Regions from separate parts of the Homo sapiens genome. Here region 1 is linked to region 2. Evidence: chromatin loops called from intact Hi-C (ENCODE). Cell type or tissue: ascending aorta. All regions are shown on one strand. Links, peaks and the distances in the headings refer to the core of each region. The heading gives the core; the rest is flanking DNA.

The links. Peaks named below come from ENCODE experiments on the same cell type or tissue, not always from the same donor. Only the 100,000 strongest peaks of a DNase experiment are listed, where the experiment ranks them.
Region 1: a loop joins it to region 2, with 4 times the contacts of the local background. A loop is called at or near these places in 7 of 110 quality-filtered maps.

What each region holds. Positions count from the first base shown.
Region 1 is chr22:27,455,515-27,463,801 of GRCh38, forward strand. No RefSeq gene overlaps it. Among named protein-coding and RNA genes, the nearest start is that of LINC02554, 150 kb to the left of the region's middle. RefSeq lists an enhancer at 5,847-6,621. In ascending aorta, for the core only: no CTCF peak of the experiment used is centred there; DNase peaks (open chromatin) are centred at 5,227 and 6,167; H3K27ac peaks cover 2,647 bases.
Region 2 is chr22:27,508,873-27,517,146 of GRCh38, forward strand. LOC105372981 (a long non-coding RNA gene) reads right to left here. Exons shown (of 6, transcript XR_938124.2): 2 at 1-73. Among named protein-coding and RNA genes, the nearest start is that of CPMER, 200 kb to the right of the region's middle. In ascending aorta, for the core only: no CTCF peak of the experiment used is centred there; DNase peaks (open chromatin) are centred at 3,829, 6,339 and 6,569; H3K27ac peaks cover 3,161 bases.

The DNA.
Region 1 (8,287 bases), core at 288-8,287, 53 kb before region 2:
TTCATAGGAAGAAGGGAGGGAAGGAAAGAAAAGGAGAGAAGGATGCAGGTCTTGAACCCAGGTCTGTTTTTCTCCACTGCCCAGACATGGTCACATCCTTCAAGATATAGCCTGTGTAGACAAAATAAGCCCCTTTGTGGACATCTTCCCTCATTCTTCTCTAGTCACCACTCAGTGTAATTCTACTTCCCACATCCCCCGCTGCCTACCCTCCCCCACACACATGCAATGAATTATGTACTCTGAAAGTCCTACTTGGGTATTAAAAAAGGAAAAAAAAAGAGCCCATGATAGAAAACTCTACCAGCCATTTTTTTCCCTTTTTGTCCTCATGAGCAGGTGCACGATGTAATGCCCCTGATTTTCAAGATCTGATTAAACTGTCATAGGTGTGGCACAATTGCAATAACTCCTCCGCCTCAGTGAGGCCCAAATCATTATAGACCTGTGTACACCCAGAGATGCCGTAGATAAGGGTCTGTCAGCGTTTCCATTACTGGGCCCTGTTTGGGGGATTTGTTTATTTAAATTGGATGGATTGGGTGCACTGAGGAGCGATGGATGGGCTGGCAGCACAGGTGGTGGCTGGGTGAAGAAAATGTCACCTTCACGCTGCCATTTGTTGACATCACGCATGTCTCAGGCTCAACGGGGCATGCCCTGGTGGCTTATGGTGGATGGAGCAGGGAGTTGAAGCTGGCGATATTTGCCCCAACAGAGTGGGCAGAGCAGCTGCAGGAAGCTGGGGTAAAAGGCAGTTGAGGGAAAGATTAAGGGGGTGTACCAGATGGGGGCAAAGATCACCAAGCTGGTAGTGATTTTGGAAGGATGAAGGACCCAAAAAAATGGGGAAAGGGGCTGAGTGCGGTGGCTCACACCTGTAATCCCAATACTTTGGGAGGCTGAGGTGGGCAGATCATGAAGTCAGGAGATCGAGAGCATCCAGGCCAACATGGTGAAACCCTGTCTCTACTAAAAATACAAAAAAAAATTAGCTGGGCATGGTGGTGCGCGCCGGTGGTCCCAGCTACTGGGGAGGCTGAGGCAGAAGAATTGCTTGAACCCCAGAGGCGGAGGTTGCAGTGAGTGGAGACTGCGCCACTGCACAACAGTCTGGCGACAGAGCGAGACTCCATCTCAAAAAAAAAAAATAGTGGGGAAAAGAACTAACAGATTTTAAAAATGTGCACATGTAAAATAACTCCATGCCAGGCATTTGGGGTACAATACGTGTAAACTTAAATTGGGTCTTGCTTTTTGCTCACAGGCTTAAATCCCAACTCTTATCATGGCCTTCAAGACACTGTGTGGTCAAGCCTCATCTCTGCCATGCCCCAATTTCTTCAGGCTGCTCCAGCCACGTGGCCACTTAAGTCTTTGAATATGCCACGCTTTCACATCTCAGGGCCTCTGCGTGGGTTAAACTCTGCCTGAAGCCCAGTCTTTCCCCCGGCTGATCCCTTCTCACTCTTCAAGCCTCGGTATAAATCACCTCCTCTGAAGATAGTCCCTGATTACTCAGTCCAAGGCTCCATCTCCACTGCCCACCCCACCTGAGTCACTCTTACAAGCATCCTGTCTTTTGCCAACAGAGCACTTTTCACCGTGGATCATTATGTACTTGTGTGTTTATTTATTTATTATTCAGAAAGGACATATGTTTTTGTCTGCCTGCCGTCCCTTGTTTGGAGAAACCTCAGTCTCTCATTGTACACAGTTCTGGTCTGGCTGTGAGTTCACAGTCTCAGCCTTCTCCCCATATATTCACACTGGCCCCAGGAAGGGAGGTTTGACTCAGGACTGAAAAATCCCAACCTCCCATCCCCCAGTAAAAAGGAGTAGCCCACAGAGTATACATGGGACCAGAACAAGGATAATCAGTGTCCACAGAGCAGGGGCTGTATGTTTTGAAACATGTCCGCAAATTCTTTGGCACTGCTCCCTACAAACGGTGGAATCCAGTCCCCTACCCCTTGAATATGGACAGTCTTTGTGACTGCCTCAGTGAATAGAGGCAGGGTGGTGGAAGGGACTCTGCATGAGCTCTAAGGCTAGGTTACAAAAGGCAGTGAAGCTTTCACCGGGCTCTGCCTCAGCACGCTCACTGTTGGAACTCGTCGCCATGTTGTAAGGAAGCTCCAGCCACGTGGGAAGGCCAATGTTCAGTGTTCCAGCTGATAGCGCCCTCTGAGATTCCATCCAATAGGCAGCATGAACTGTCAGACATGTGAATAAATGAGCTTTTGGTGATTCCAACCCCCCAGCCTTTGAGTCCCTGAAGCTGATGTCACATGGAGCTGACACAAGCTGTCCCACTGGGTTCTGCCCAATTGCAGATTTATGAACAAAATAAACGGTGTAGTTTAAGACACTCCACTTTGGGGTGGTTAGTTATACAGCCATGGAAGACTCAGACAGGGTGCTGAGCTGAAAGAATGTGATGTTGGAAGCCTGAGCAGCCACCATCCCACCACCTGGAGATCCCACAACCTGGAGCTCCCACCACCTGGAGTGAGCTGGTCTGCAGAGGGATGCCAAGTGGAGATGAGCAGTGATGGGGAACAGATAAGCAGAGACTGTGGGGAGCCTGGGTCTGCAGCTTTTCCTGTAGTTCCGTGGGGCCACTCCCAGGGGTCTTTCCCAGTGACCAGCCTCAGCAAGTTCCCTGTGTGCTTCAGCAAGCTGGAGTGGACTCTGTCTCTGGTGCTCACAGCTTTCTGGACCCATTCACCATCATCCCACTGGACCTGAGCTCCATGAGGCAGTGCCCATTTCTACTCTGGTCCATGCTGTACCTATGGCATCCATGAAGTGCTGCACAGTTTGGTGTTAAAGATTGATTCTAGAAGGGAATGAGCTCGTTGGTCCTCTCACCATCCTCAGTTCTGGGTAAACAGGGAGGCTCAGAGAGGTGAGAGGCTCCTAAGGGTACTTGGATAATGTATCCTGGTGATGACAGGATATGAATCTGGATGATACTTTGAAGTTCAGGATCCTGGATCTGGTTGAAAACACTCTGGAGGGGATTTCCAGGGGTGTCATGTGGGGCCCAGTGTAAGAGGCATCAGGCAGGTAACCAAGATAACCATCAGTGATGGGGATGGGGGGCAAAATAGGGACAAGCTCTGGTAGTAAACAAGAGTCCTGTGGTCAGACCAAGGCTCTGAGAGGATTGGAGGCCAAGGTCAGGCTGTGGGAAGGAGCTGAGGAATGACCTTTAATGCCTGTCCAAGGTGGCGTGGGGACTCTGGGAAGGGCTGAGCCTGCAGGGAGGAATCATGCTAAAGCTTATCATTGTCAGAGTAGAGGTTCTGTTCATCTCACCCTGCTGTGGATTTGCACGTGGTACAGATGCAAACAGTGCCTCTGTGGGCATATACCCCAAACTTACCATCCCAGTGCATGCTGAATGCACATGACAGCAAGCACCTGCAACTCCCTACCAGCACTTTTGCTCAGATGATGTGCATGAGGGCAAGGTCAGAAGCACCAGGAGTTAATGCTCCAAAAGCACCCTTCCAGTGATGGACAGGAGTTGGAGGATAAATATCTCAGCTCCCTCGCTCCCTGGGTAGATAACTGAGGTGTGTGTTTTACACTGGTTCTCAGACTTCCCCAGTGGGATTGAGTTCCAGCTGCTCAACGTGATAACCTGCTCATTAGTGCACCCTGGATAGGCTCTTTCCCTTCTCTGTCTCACTCCCTTCCTTCCCCACCAGTGCTTCCTGGATTATCCCCCTAAAATGCCACTTGCCTTCACATCCCTGTCTTGGGGTCTGTTTTAGGGAAGCCCATATTTAGACAGCACACATCCTGGGTGCAGGACTGGCTTATGGCTGGCTCTCCAGCCATTTAAAAGCAGCTTATCGTTTTCAGTTTCCATGTAAACCATTTGTTCTGGAAGCCCTTCCTGCCTTGGCCAGGTCTCCCTGGCATTTGCTCTCAGGAACTCATGAAACTTCCTACTTAATTTTGCATGACTCCCTTGCACTGGACTTTGAGTCCATGTGGGCAGGGCTACCATTGTTGTGTCATCCCCCAAGCCCCCAGCACCTGACACAGGACCCAGGGTTGGTCTAGGAAATATTTGTTAACTAAGACATAAAATATTCTTGTGTTGAACTCTTCCTGGGCACCAGACCCCGCACCTATTTCCTGCTGACTTTTCAGACATCATTGCACCCACTTTACAGATGGGGAGGTAGAACTCACTTCCCCCAAGGTCACTGTATTCACTATCTATGCCAAGTAACAAATTACCTCAAAGCAGAGATGCTTGAAACAACAGCACGGGTATCTCATGATTTCTGTAGGTCAGCCATCGAGGTTTACCTGGCTCCTCTGTTTTAGGGTCTCTCAGAGTCTACCATTAAGGTCTGGGGCTGCAGTATCATCCTAATAGGCTTGGCTGGAACAGGACATGACTTAAACTCACTCACTTGCTTGCTGGCAGAATTCGATTTCTTGCAGATTGTAGGACTGAGGGTCCTGCAGGAACTGGGACAGTTCCTGGTCACACAGGCATCTCCAATGTAGCAGCTTCCTTCTTCCAAGTGTGCAGGTGACAGAGAGAGAGAGACAGAGGCAGAGACAGAGAGAACAAGAAGGAATTCATGGTCTTTTTTAGCTTAATCTCGGAATTAACATGTCAGCACTTATGCAGTATTCTATTCTTTAGGAGGAAGTCACCAGGTCCAGCTCACAGTTAAAGGGAGGGAATACCATGATGTGAATACCAGCACGTGGGACCATTGACAGCCACATCAGAACCTGCCTGCCACAATCATTACTAAGGATCTGAACCCAGGCAGTGTGGTCTTTCTCAACGCCACAGAGTCTCTCTGACATAAGGGAGTGTGGACAGACCTCAAGGGTTGAAGAGGGTACCCTACGCTGAAAGAGAACGAAAAAGCCATTTCCTACTACCTGAGCTTTCCTCATTGCATGGAAATAATGGAAAGGAAAGAACAGAAGATTTTTTAAAAAACGTAAAAAGAATATAGGAAGCTACCAGCTTTCTCCAAGCAGCCTCAAAGACTGAAAAAAGAAAGCAAAAAAAGAAAGAAAGAAAATAGAAAACTACCAACTCTTCCAAGAAGCCTCAAAGACCAAGCAAACTGGCAGCATCTCGGAGTCACTTGGGCTGCCAAGAGGCTGCGACTTTTGGATCTGGAGAGATCTAAATACCAATCAGCTGATCCGAGGAACATTTTCCTCATTTCTTCCAGCATCTGCAAGCTGCTTTCGGGCCAAGAATGCTTCAGTTGGAGAAAGGGCTGTGTAGATTTGCCAGTGGCTGGCTGTCCCTGCAACTCCAGGTCCATCCTTATCCCAGTCTTTGGGATGGCTGACTCTGTGCTCACAGCTTAGGGAACAGGGACACATTGAATAGAAGCAAGAGAAGCAGAGACCATTGTGTTCCCACAAGAATGAAACAATCCATTAACCCTTTTGTTCCTGAGGTCGCAGGGCCAGGATCAGAGTGACCATTGACATAAACCTATAGGTTTGCCACACTCTTCTTTGGGATTTGTAATTATGACTAAGGTCCACTTCCCCTCTCTGGACTTCTATTTTCTCATCTATAAAATGACATTGACTCATGTTGTACCACCAACCTTGGAAGGAAGTTCCTCTGTAAGCTTGACAAACTCCTACTCATTCCTCAAAACCCCAACCAAAATATCCTTTCCCCCGAACCCAGGTAGGAAGTATAATAGTAGTTCATTTGTCTTATGATTCTCATAGTAATAATAAAAGCTAATATTACTGGAATGCCTACTATGTGCCAGTCATTGTTCTAAGTGCCTTACATAATTTAAATAATTTGATCCTCACATTGACCCACGAGGCAGGTGTCGCCATTACCTCTATTTGCCGATGAGGACATTGAGACTCAGAGGTTAAGTGACTTGCCCAGGGTTACCCAGTTAGTAAGTGGCACCAACAGTATTTGAACCCTGCTCTGGCTCAAGTCTGGCTTAAAACCGGTCTGCCCTCAGCAATCAGGGTCCTGGCCACCTTGCCTGGGTGGTTGATATTTGGGGATGGGTGTACTCTGTAGGACTGTGAGCTCCTGGAGAATGAGGTTGGAATGCCTGCTATGCAGCAGGCATTGTTTAACTCTGAGTCTCTCCTCCCAGCCCTGGGAACCACGCTGACTCCCAGGGCTTCTGGTCTCATTTGTCACACTTGCCTCTTCCTCAAGCAGAGTCCTTGGAGGAGCTGGGGGAGGTGTGTCGTGATGTGAGCAGCTCTGAAACCTTAAGCCATTCCTCTGACCCATCAGTGCACAAGCCAGGACCCAGAACATTGAAGAGAAAGTTCACACTGGTGTGTACAGGGCCCAGAAGCTGATGGCCAAGATGGCTTCTTCTAATTGAGTGGGGATGTTGAGGCAGAGATGCAGGGGCAGAAAGCAGGGAGAAGGAGACACATTGAAGGAGACACACACAGGGACCAACACAAGACAGAAATGTTGAGAAAGACAGAGACGCAGAAGGAAGAGACAAATGTCACAGGAGAGACAGGGACAGAGACAAGGAGAAAGAGGGAGAGAGAGAGAGATATGCAGGTAGAAACCCACAGGTGGAAGAGGGAGAGAATGAGTTGGAAAGGGGAAGGGTATAGAGGGGACAGATGGAGAGGGCCATGCACAGGGACAAAGGACAGAAACAGAAAGAGGGAGAGAGACAGACAGGGAGACAGAGGGAAAGAAACCCAGGGGGACAGAGACGACCCAGAAGCCAAGACTGCAAGAGAGACGAGCTGGGCTCAGAGGCAGAGAGGATCCAGAGGACAGCCTGGCCAGGAGGGCCAGGGCACAGGGGACCGGGCTTGCGGACACCCCTCGTCACTGTTCCATCTCATCACCCTCGCTATTGATTCCTGAACAAACACTGGCTTTGTTGGCCAAACAAAACCAGGCTGAGTCTGGGCTGGGATCTCTTTTGTGTGGCAACTGTTGCCATGTGGAAAGAAAACCAGATCTAAATGATTCCACGTTTTTCCCTGTTCCTCCTGGTTCCTGGTCTTGGCAGGCAGGAGCTGGGGAGGAGGTGAGATGTGCAGCCCCTGCGCAGGAGGGGGCAGGAAGGTAAGGGTGCAGAACTCCTGCTTCTGGAAAAATAAAATGTTCCTCTAGCTCTTCTTCTTTTCTTTCTTTCTTTTCTTTTTTTTTTAATCACAGCCAAGCCCATCACACATCCAAGAGATTTTTTTTTTTTAGGGAAAACAAATCTTTTGAGACAGAGGTGACTCCGGCAGTGATAAGTGAGGAGGTTCACCTGCAAGAGTGTTATCAGCGCTCCATGGCTGCCCAGACCGCAGATTTCTCATTTTGATGAGGATCCGGCGGAATTGGATGCACCCCGGTGGTGCTCCTCTGATGAGCTTCCATGTGCAGGGACGGCAAGGGCGACTGCTGGGCCTCGTCGTCAGAGGTTGAGGGGTTTCCAGGGAGGCTGGGGGAGGCTGCAAGAAGCCTTAGGGGCTGTGCCAACTCCTTGGGGAACCCAGAGCCCCCAATTTCACCAGGCACATCCAGCAGAGGCTGAGGCAGGGAGGGTGAAGCAAGACCCAGGAAGGGGAGGGATTTCCAGAGTGACTTTCTCTTGCACCTTTTTATTTCTGTCACTTCTTCCCCAGCCTGTCCTCCATCTCCCGTGCTCAGTGTTAGAAAAGGGACCTTCCTGGTTGAGGAAGACATAGATGCCTACTGAGTCAGCTCCGCGACCAGGGCTGTGAACCCAGCCCTTTTTCTGGGCCAAGTGGCCTCAAATCCGTCTTCTTGTTTCATTCTTTCAACATCGCTTCAGGGGTTGGCAAACTCATGCTGTAAAGGGCCAGATAGTAAATATGTTCAGCTTTACATGCCACACGGCCTCTGTCACAACTGCCCAACTCTCTCACTGTAACACGAAAAACGTCGCAGACAATATGTAAATAAGCGTGTGGCCATGTTCCAATAGAACTTGATGTACAAAAGAAGATGGCAGGCCCACGGGCTGAAGTTTGCCAACCACTGATCTAGGCTAAGCCTCAACTACTCAAGATGCGGTCCCCAAACTTGGAGCCTCGGTGTCCCCAGGCACTTGTTTGAAATGCAGAACCCCAGGCACTGCCCCAGACCTACTGTGTCAGAGCTAGCATTTAACAAATTCCCCAGCAATCGGCGTGTGTGCCTGTCTGAGAAGTCCTGGTCTGTGTAAATGGAAAGCTTGCTGTCTTTTGCATATAAGGCACCATGTCCATCTGCCAAACGAGGAAACAAGCTCATAGAGAGGTC
Region 2 (8,274 bases), core at 1-8,000:
TCTGCACCACACAACCACTGGCTCTGTGTTTCTGAGCAAGTCAACTTACTCTTCTGAGCTTTGGAGTCTTTACCTGCAAAATAAGATTTGATGATGTTCCCCAGTGGGCTGGTTGCAAACCAGATCAGAATGGGAATGGCCAGTGATGATGGATACCTAGCCTAATCATTGACAATATATCACTCATCACATTTCAGGAATGTGTCACGTTGGTGATCCATGCTTCTTTCACTGTCTTGATTTGGATTTTCCCAAAAGCTGGCCCCCAGATGAACAGCAGTTTACTCGGAATGTGCAGAAAGCCCTTGCTGAAGAGTGGGAAAAGGAGATAAGGAAGAAGCCAGCCATACAGGATGCATTATCTATGGCAATTACCACCATGGGCAACTAGGGCTCAATTCCACTGGGGAACATTGGGAGATTCTGCAGAATATACATCTCAATGTTATTCCACCTGAGTGGGGAGGGAGCTGGGGTATTGATACAACAACTCCATCTGTTAGCAGTTGAGGGCTTCCTGGGAGTGTTAATTCCCAGCCTCTCTCTGCCTACCACTCACAAGGACCAAACAAACTCTGGTGACCAGAAAAACCCTCAGACAAAGAGCATTTGGTGTTGGCCATTGGAATGGGCCAGGTGCACATAGAAACATTTTGTGCTGAGAGCAATGTGGGTGAAGCACTAAAATACATGCCACATCCTCCTCCCTTCTCCACCTGGAGAAACACTTTATCTTCTTCAAGACTTAGCTCAGAGTATAATTTCCTCTGTGAAACCTTCTGCTAATCTCCCAAGGAGAATGGGAATTTGCTTTCTTGCAGCAACTTTATCTTGTCTCTATCACAAACATTGCTTCCATTCATTTGCTGGACATTCCCTCAAAGGCAGCTGGGTGCCAGGCACTGTACGGCTCTCTGATCTCACTGCACTATAACTGTTTTTTTTTTTTTTTACGTGCCTGTGAGCACTAGATCATGAGTTCTCTGCAGGTGGGACTATGTCAGATTCATTTTTGCATCTCCAGCTCCTAGCACATAGTAAGCACTCCGTGTTGGCTGATTTACACTTCAAAGTAAAAGTAATCCAATAATACATGAAAAGCACTTGACTTGGAACAAGACCTGCCACAATAAAAGTCCTGAAGAAAATTGTAGTTAATGTTGTGTGGATACAAACTGTGTGGGTCCCTCTTGAACATATCACAACCCTAATCTATTCTGGAAGGCACCCACTTCACCCCAGGTGCTCCAAACAACAGAGCTTGAATTCCCTTGGGAGCCCCCGGCACAAGGGCCACCCAAAATTAGACCTGCCCCTGCTGGTGCTTAAAATTAGAAGGAGTTTGCATTCCAAGATGCCAACAGGTGCGAGCAATAGTTCATGGACCAAAATAAATTGGTGACACACTAGGGCTTAAAATTAGATGAACCCTCTTGGTTCAAACTGTTGTCCATGGCGGGTGGTTGTCTTGGGTAAAGGATAGAGAGGAGGATGCTCAAACTACTCAAAGCCTGAACTCAGGAGATGAAAGGAATCCACATGGACTGAAAATGTATCTGGTGCCAGGCCCTGTGCCGGCAGTCTGGATTAAATTATGCAGCTGGATGTGCACAGTGGTGCTGGAAAACAGTGCTGTCCTTATTATCATCATACGTTGCCAATGACAAAACAGCTTCATGCCAGGGACTTGTCCAAAGGCACCCAGCTAGCAGGAGACAGAGCAGGGTTTGAAATCCCACCTCTCACTGGCTGCCCCAGGCTTGTTTCAGGGTGCCAGACTACCCACCACCCCTACTTCCCTAAGTAGCCTTTGTCTGGGTGGATCATGTGTCCTGGCCCTGAACACACTGATTGGACAAAGCAATGGTTGTGTGCCCTAGTGCAAACCACTCATTAGCCAGGGACTTACAGGTGGAAAGAAGTAACTGAACCAATCAGATGTCACCTGGAGGAATGTGCACTAGGCAACTGTCCTAAGAGAAAGGGATGCAGTAGGCTCTACTGAGGAAAGCGAGAGGTGGGGCAGCAGCCCAGAGCAACACGGTCACATAATGACTTCAGCAAATACTAAGGAGCAGACGGGCATATTACACTGTATCCTCAACTCATCCCTGGGAATTTTACCCCCTTTTATAGATGAAAGCAGCTGGGTATTGGTGAGGTCACCAAGCAACCCCACAGAGAGGTGAAGACAAGGTTTCAGATTCCAAAGTCTTCCAGTCTACTGTAGGAACTTAGGGGTGTGTGTATATTCACGTGTGTGCACAGATATGGGAGAGGGCATGCGCGTGTGAGTGGCTGTGTGTGTGCCCATTGTGTATGTGTGCATGGATGTGGGTGTCACACAGGAAGGATGCGAGAATGGGAGATTCAGAGCAGGTTTGGTCCTCAAGGTGGCTGCAATGGGTGCCCCACACTTCAAGCCACCAGTAACTCTGTGATCCTCTTCACATTTCCCCTGTTTTCCAACAATGGGGCCACATCAGCCCCACCAGGGCTCTACTGGAAATTGTTGTTGATACCTAGACAGAAAGGGCTTTTCACTGTCCAGACCCCCATGGGCTGGTTGCTCTCCCAGGATCAGCACGAGGACTTTCTGTGAGCTCTGGAAAAAAGTAGACTGCACTTAAGAGAAAACTTCCCAAAGGAGTAGATTTTAAGTCTGCTTCAGTTGAACGCCATTGATCTCTTTCTCTAAAAGACCCTAAACAGTGAGAGAGTCCTATTCAGAGGTTCTGATCAAGGCTGGGTAAGGCTCTGCCCCCACCAGCCCTCTGTGTGCTACCGAACACAGGCATCAAGCTTTGGAAGAAGCCACTTCAAGACAAATTCTGGGTCCTCCACCTGGAGCCAGCTCAAACCTCCCTGAACCTGTTTCTCCATCAGTAACATGGCGAATATTCCTCCTTCATAGGTTGTTCCAAAGAAGTTAAAACTATAAAGTCAGAGATCAGTAATAGTCAGTTTCTTTGAGCATCTTGCATAATGACATAAAATAAAACTGTACTAAGTGTCAGGAACATTGGGTTCCACTTTTTTGCCTTGCCGTTGACATACTCCATGATTTGGGGCAAGTCCTTGTCCTCTCTGGACCATATTGTTCTCTGTTCTATAATTAAAGTGTTAGCCCTGATTAATGGATTCATTCTTACTATGTACTGAGTCTTGGACTCAACATGGTAGGTGTAGATGTGAATATGACAAAGAAGGTCCCTGTGGCATCTGGGAAGGCTTTACCCAGACACCTTAGGAAACTACTATTGGTGACTGACCTTTGGAAGAAGAGGCACGTAAGCTAACTCCTTTTTTTCTTTCTTGGGAGGTTGCAAGAGTAAAGAGCATGTTCAAGGAAAGAAGGAGTCCCTCTCCAGGGTTCTCCTAGGTCTGTTTGTTGATTGGCTCGTTGAGTACGTAACCCACATGTACACACACACATCTGCATGGGCATGCATAGACATGCGACGCACACACCTACCAGAAGGCAGGGTTCAACAGGCCCAGCAGCGGCGTCTTGGGGAAAAGGACTGATTCGAGAGAAAACAGGAAGCAACTCCAAGTGTTCAAGCCTCCCTCTGCAACCCCGTTCCTTTTCCACACATTATGAAAATGAGATTGGACGGTGGAGGGTAGAGAGGTGCGTAATGCTCCTGCTATTTCCTGACGTCCTTCCCAGTGCCTCAGAGGCCCAGATCGAGTGGAATTATCTCCTCCCCTGGCTGGGAGGGAGCTAGCTTAGAGCCAAAAACACCAAGATATGGAGAAGAAGCCTGAAGGACTATACAAACAAGCTAGGCTCGTGGCTTCAGGCCAAGAGGAACTGAGCCAACAACCCTCCCCTGTCCCAGTGCAAACCCAGATGTTGGCTGGCCCCCCCGCTATTGGCCACAGAGGTGATGGGGGTCCCACTTCAGGATCTGAGCCCTGCTTGAGTAAGACTGACAGGGGGCTGGTGTGTGAATCTGGAGAGAAACAGGGGACTGGGTGCCTTCCTTTCTTTCTCTCTCTCTCTCTCTCTCTCTCTCTCTCTCTCTCTCTCTCTCTCTCTTCCCAGTCTCTGCCTCATCATCTTGTCACCTGTATGTATCTCTCTCTTTCTCTTTGCAGTGTCAGCCCAGTCTTTTTCTCTGGAACAAGTAGGGTGAAGCTGGCAGGATGTCTGAAAAATCCAACCTGACCAAAAACTTGCTATGAAACCCAAATTAACATAAGACACCCTGTTCTGTCTATCACACTGATAAAAATGGAAACATCAATAATATTCTTCATTAACAAAGGTAGAGCAAACAGGCTGTCTCAAAAATTATTAGTGGGAGTAAAAACCAGTATTAAATGTGCACGCTCCTGACCAAGCAATACTACTGGCACAAACTCAACGTGCACAAAGATGTATGAGGAAGTATAAGAATACAATGGTATTGTTTATACACCATTGTTTGTCATAATGAAATCTGCCAATAATGCAAGAATGATGTAAAGGGGACTGGTTAAATAAGTCAAGGTGTCACCATACTATGGAATATTATGCAGATATGTAAAAGAATGAGCTAGGTCTACATGTCAGGCATGGAAAGACATCCATGAACAAAGAAAGTCACATAAAGGTTTAGCTGGGGTAGCTTAGGCTATGCTTAATAACAAGTATGTCTGAACACCTCAGTGGCTTACTACAAAAAGGTTCATTTCTTGCTCAAACAAAGTCTAATGGAAGCCTGGTCACTCTCCAGGGTAGCTGTGCTCCATGCTGTGACTCAGTGATCCAATCTGAGTCCATCTCATGGCTCTACTATCTCAATACTATCTCGGCATCCTGTTCACTATAGAGGGAAGAGAATGCAGAAAGAACTCACACCTGATCATGCATGCACCACCCTTTGCTGGGAAGTCACATGCCCTCTGCCTAATTACAAGGAGACAGGAAAATTGGGAGGAGTAAGTTGATTTTAAGTGAGCCATAAAAAGGCAAATGTAAGAATTATCCCCACTTTACATATGGAAAAATGAAGTCTCAGACAGACCACCACTCACTGCAGTGAATGTTTTTACCTCCCTAGCATCCATCCACCTCTTCTTCAGCCGAGGGTATCATTATATCCCTTCAGAAAGACCTGTTCTAATCTCACCCACACAGAATATGTGGGTCATAATTGCCTTAGGTTAGTTGCTTCCACAATTCTCTCAGTCATAGTGACTGGTTCTGGGAGGTACTATAGTTCAGTCAGAGCCAATGAAACCAATGGATACTCTCATGGGAGTTCTGTGTAAGCATCTGGATCAATCCATTCCTGAAGCTAATACCAACCACTTCGGCCAATATATTATTACTCCCTTACTCACCCATCCCCATTTTTTTTTGTGTTGATTTTTGTTTGCTTTGTTTGTTCCTAAGCCTCTTAGGGCCTAGAGTTTTTATCAGGACTTAATCCCAGGTCTTCCAGATTCCAATGCCCACTCTTAACCAGCATATACGATACCCTGTCTTAGATGAGGCAGCAGAAGGGACCTTACATATTTTCTGGTCCAAACCCTTTTATTTTACAAATGAGATTGAGACCCAGGGAAGTCAAGTGACTCCCCTGAGGCCACACAGCAAGCCCATCTCAGAGCCTGCATTGCCATCCACAGACCCCTGCTCTTGCCACAAAACTTCCACTCAAATTTACCTGACCTAAGCCCCTTGTGTCTCTGAGGCCCTGGGGATGTCAGCATCATTTCTGATGTAAACAGATGATGACCAAGGCCCACCCTGATACGTCTGGCTGTGAACTCTGTTCCAAGCTATCGGTTGCCAATAACAGTTCAAGTGCTGACATTTTAGAATGACTTAGTTTCTTTTTCATTTCATTTAGTGTGGATTCTAATGACATCATCCTCACTCAGTCACCTTCTGATGGGTTTTGTCCAGTGAAGAGAAAGCCAGAGATTTGCGGGTGGCCTTCTGCAGGAATTGCATGTCCAACCACTTGAGGTCTCCAAGTCTCATTTTCCTTCCCTATAAAATGGCGAAAATGATAGCAAACACCTCGCAGGATGTTGTCAGAATTAAATGAAATCTCACATGGCAGAGCCAAGCACAGAATGCAGTGCAAACAGTATTGTGTAAACTCCAGTTAGCATCTTCTTCAACATCCCCCGATGGGGCCCAGCAATGTCATGAATTCTCTGGGCCCTAACAAAGTTCTCTCCACTCTGAGCCTCAGTTTCCCCAAGGGCAAAGTGAGACCGAGACACTCTAAGGACCTTCCAGCCCTAACAGCTGGACAGCCAGCTGGAGAATAGCATTGAGCTGATTGCTACAATTCCCTGGATACCTGCAGGGTGCCAGGTCTGTGTCAGGGCCCCTCCCTCTATGAGCTCACCAGCCCTTGTGGGGGTAGATACTTTTCCCCCAATTTGCTGAGGAGGAAATTGAGGCCAAAGAGACCCAGGGAGACTTGCACTGGCTGTCCAGATCCAACATTCCTGGACACTTTCCTAAGCAAGCAAGTTAGACTTTATTCCTAGTTTCAACAAGCTCTACGGCATGTTTTTTATGTTTCCTTTGAAGGAGAGGCCACAGCTGACGGATGGGGAAACCCAAGTCCAGAGTGTTTGATGGATTTGACCAAAGCCACCCAGCCATAGGCAAGAGGTGCAGAGTTGGAGCCCAGGGCATGTGATTCCCAACAAATTATTCTTTCCACCAGACCACATGATTCTTTTGGATTGAGGCCTTTTCTGCTCTTTCCAAACAGAAGACATCAAGTTGTTTTCAGAGGCAAGGAAAACTTTGCTCCATATTTTGAGATCAGGAGGTGAGAAGAACTTGAGTCTGAACTCTCTTCTTATAGTTTCTTAAACTTAGGTAACTACTACTGGTGACTGACTTTTGGAATCGCTCAAACTGGCCCCAGGATGATTCCTGGGGAAGAAATGTCGGTGTGATAGACCCAAAGAGGCCAAGGTTTGGAAAAGAATAGATCTAGTGTCTGCCTCTCAATTATAATTGTGTGGCCTTGGGCAAGATACCTTACCTCTCTGAACCTCGGTCTTTTCATGTGTACTATGGAGATAATAACAGTTGGCTGTGACATTACTACATGGCTAGAAAAAAGTAAAATTGATCTGCACGAACTGATAAGGATTATTAAATCTCTGATGTGTTATTAAGTAGAAAAGTAATATTGCAGGACACTGTGGTGTGATCGTGTTTGTGGATGTGCCTTCCTCTCCCTCATCCTCCACTCTTGTGGCAGACAGCAGGAATGGCCCCAATTCTCCAGCATTCACCCCAGCATCCATGCCCTTGGCCATGGGACCTACAGTGCCCTTCCACTCTGACCTTAGAGTGTCCTCTCACAAGGTTCAACCATATGACTTGCTTTGGCGAATGAGATGTTAACAAACATGATGCTTGTGTATTTCACTTACACTTTCTGCTCTTCCATGATTGCCATGAGAACGTGACCTGGGCAGCCTTTTGGAAGATGATTGACAAGGGGGTTCAGATGAGTTGTCCCCAGCTGAGGCCATCCTAGATCAACCAACAGCCAGGCCAACCCCTGGAAATGTAAGCCAGCCCAGCCAAGAGCAGAAGAACCATCTAAGCAAACCCAGTCTAAATCATCAACCTGCAGACTCATAAGTGAAATAAATGCCGTGAATTGACACCATGACATTTTGGGGTGGTTTGTTAACATGGCATCATTGTGTCAACAGGTGACTGACACACCCCTCACCTCATCCTGTTAATTCCACCTTCCAAGTATGTCTGAACCTTTTTGTTTACCTCCTCTCCTTCTCCGCTCTCCTCTCGTTTCCCACCACCACTGTATTCTAAGCCACCAATTTCTCTCTCCTGGATTTCTGCAAGAGCCTCCTGACAGGTCATTCCCCTACAGATTATTGGCCCCTCCAATAAATCCAAGGTTGCTCCAGTCATCAACCTTACAGAAACATTTGGGGCATATGACCTTTTGTGTTTCTAAGTGTGTGAAGTGGAAATACTCAAAGGTAAAATTCAAAATGCTCTACCATCAGTATAAGTGGACACCAAGAAGACAACAGACAGCCAAGTATGGTAGTCCAAGAATTCCAATGTCAGCCCAACATAGCTGTCATGAGGATTAAATAAACACAAGTTCTACCCACTAGGAGGAAGTGGCAACTAAATAAACAGCTGGAAGGAACTTTGAAATTAGAGTCCAGTGTCCTCATTTTAGATACAAGGAAACTGAGGCACAGAGAGAAAAAGCAACCTGTCCAGAGTCACACAGTGACCAGGAACCTGTAGGGGAA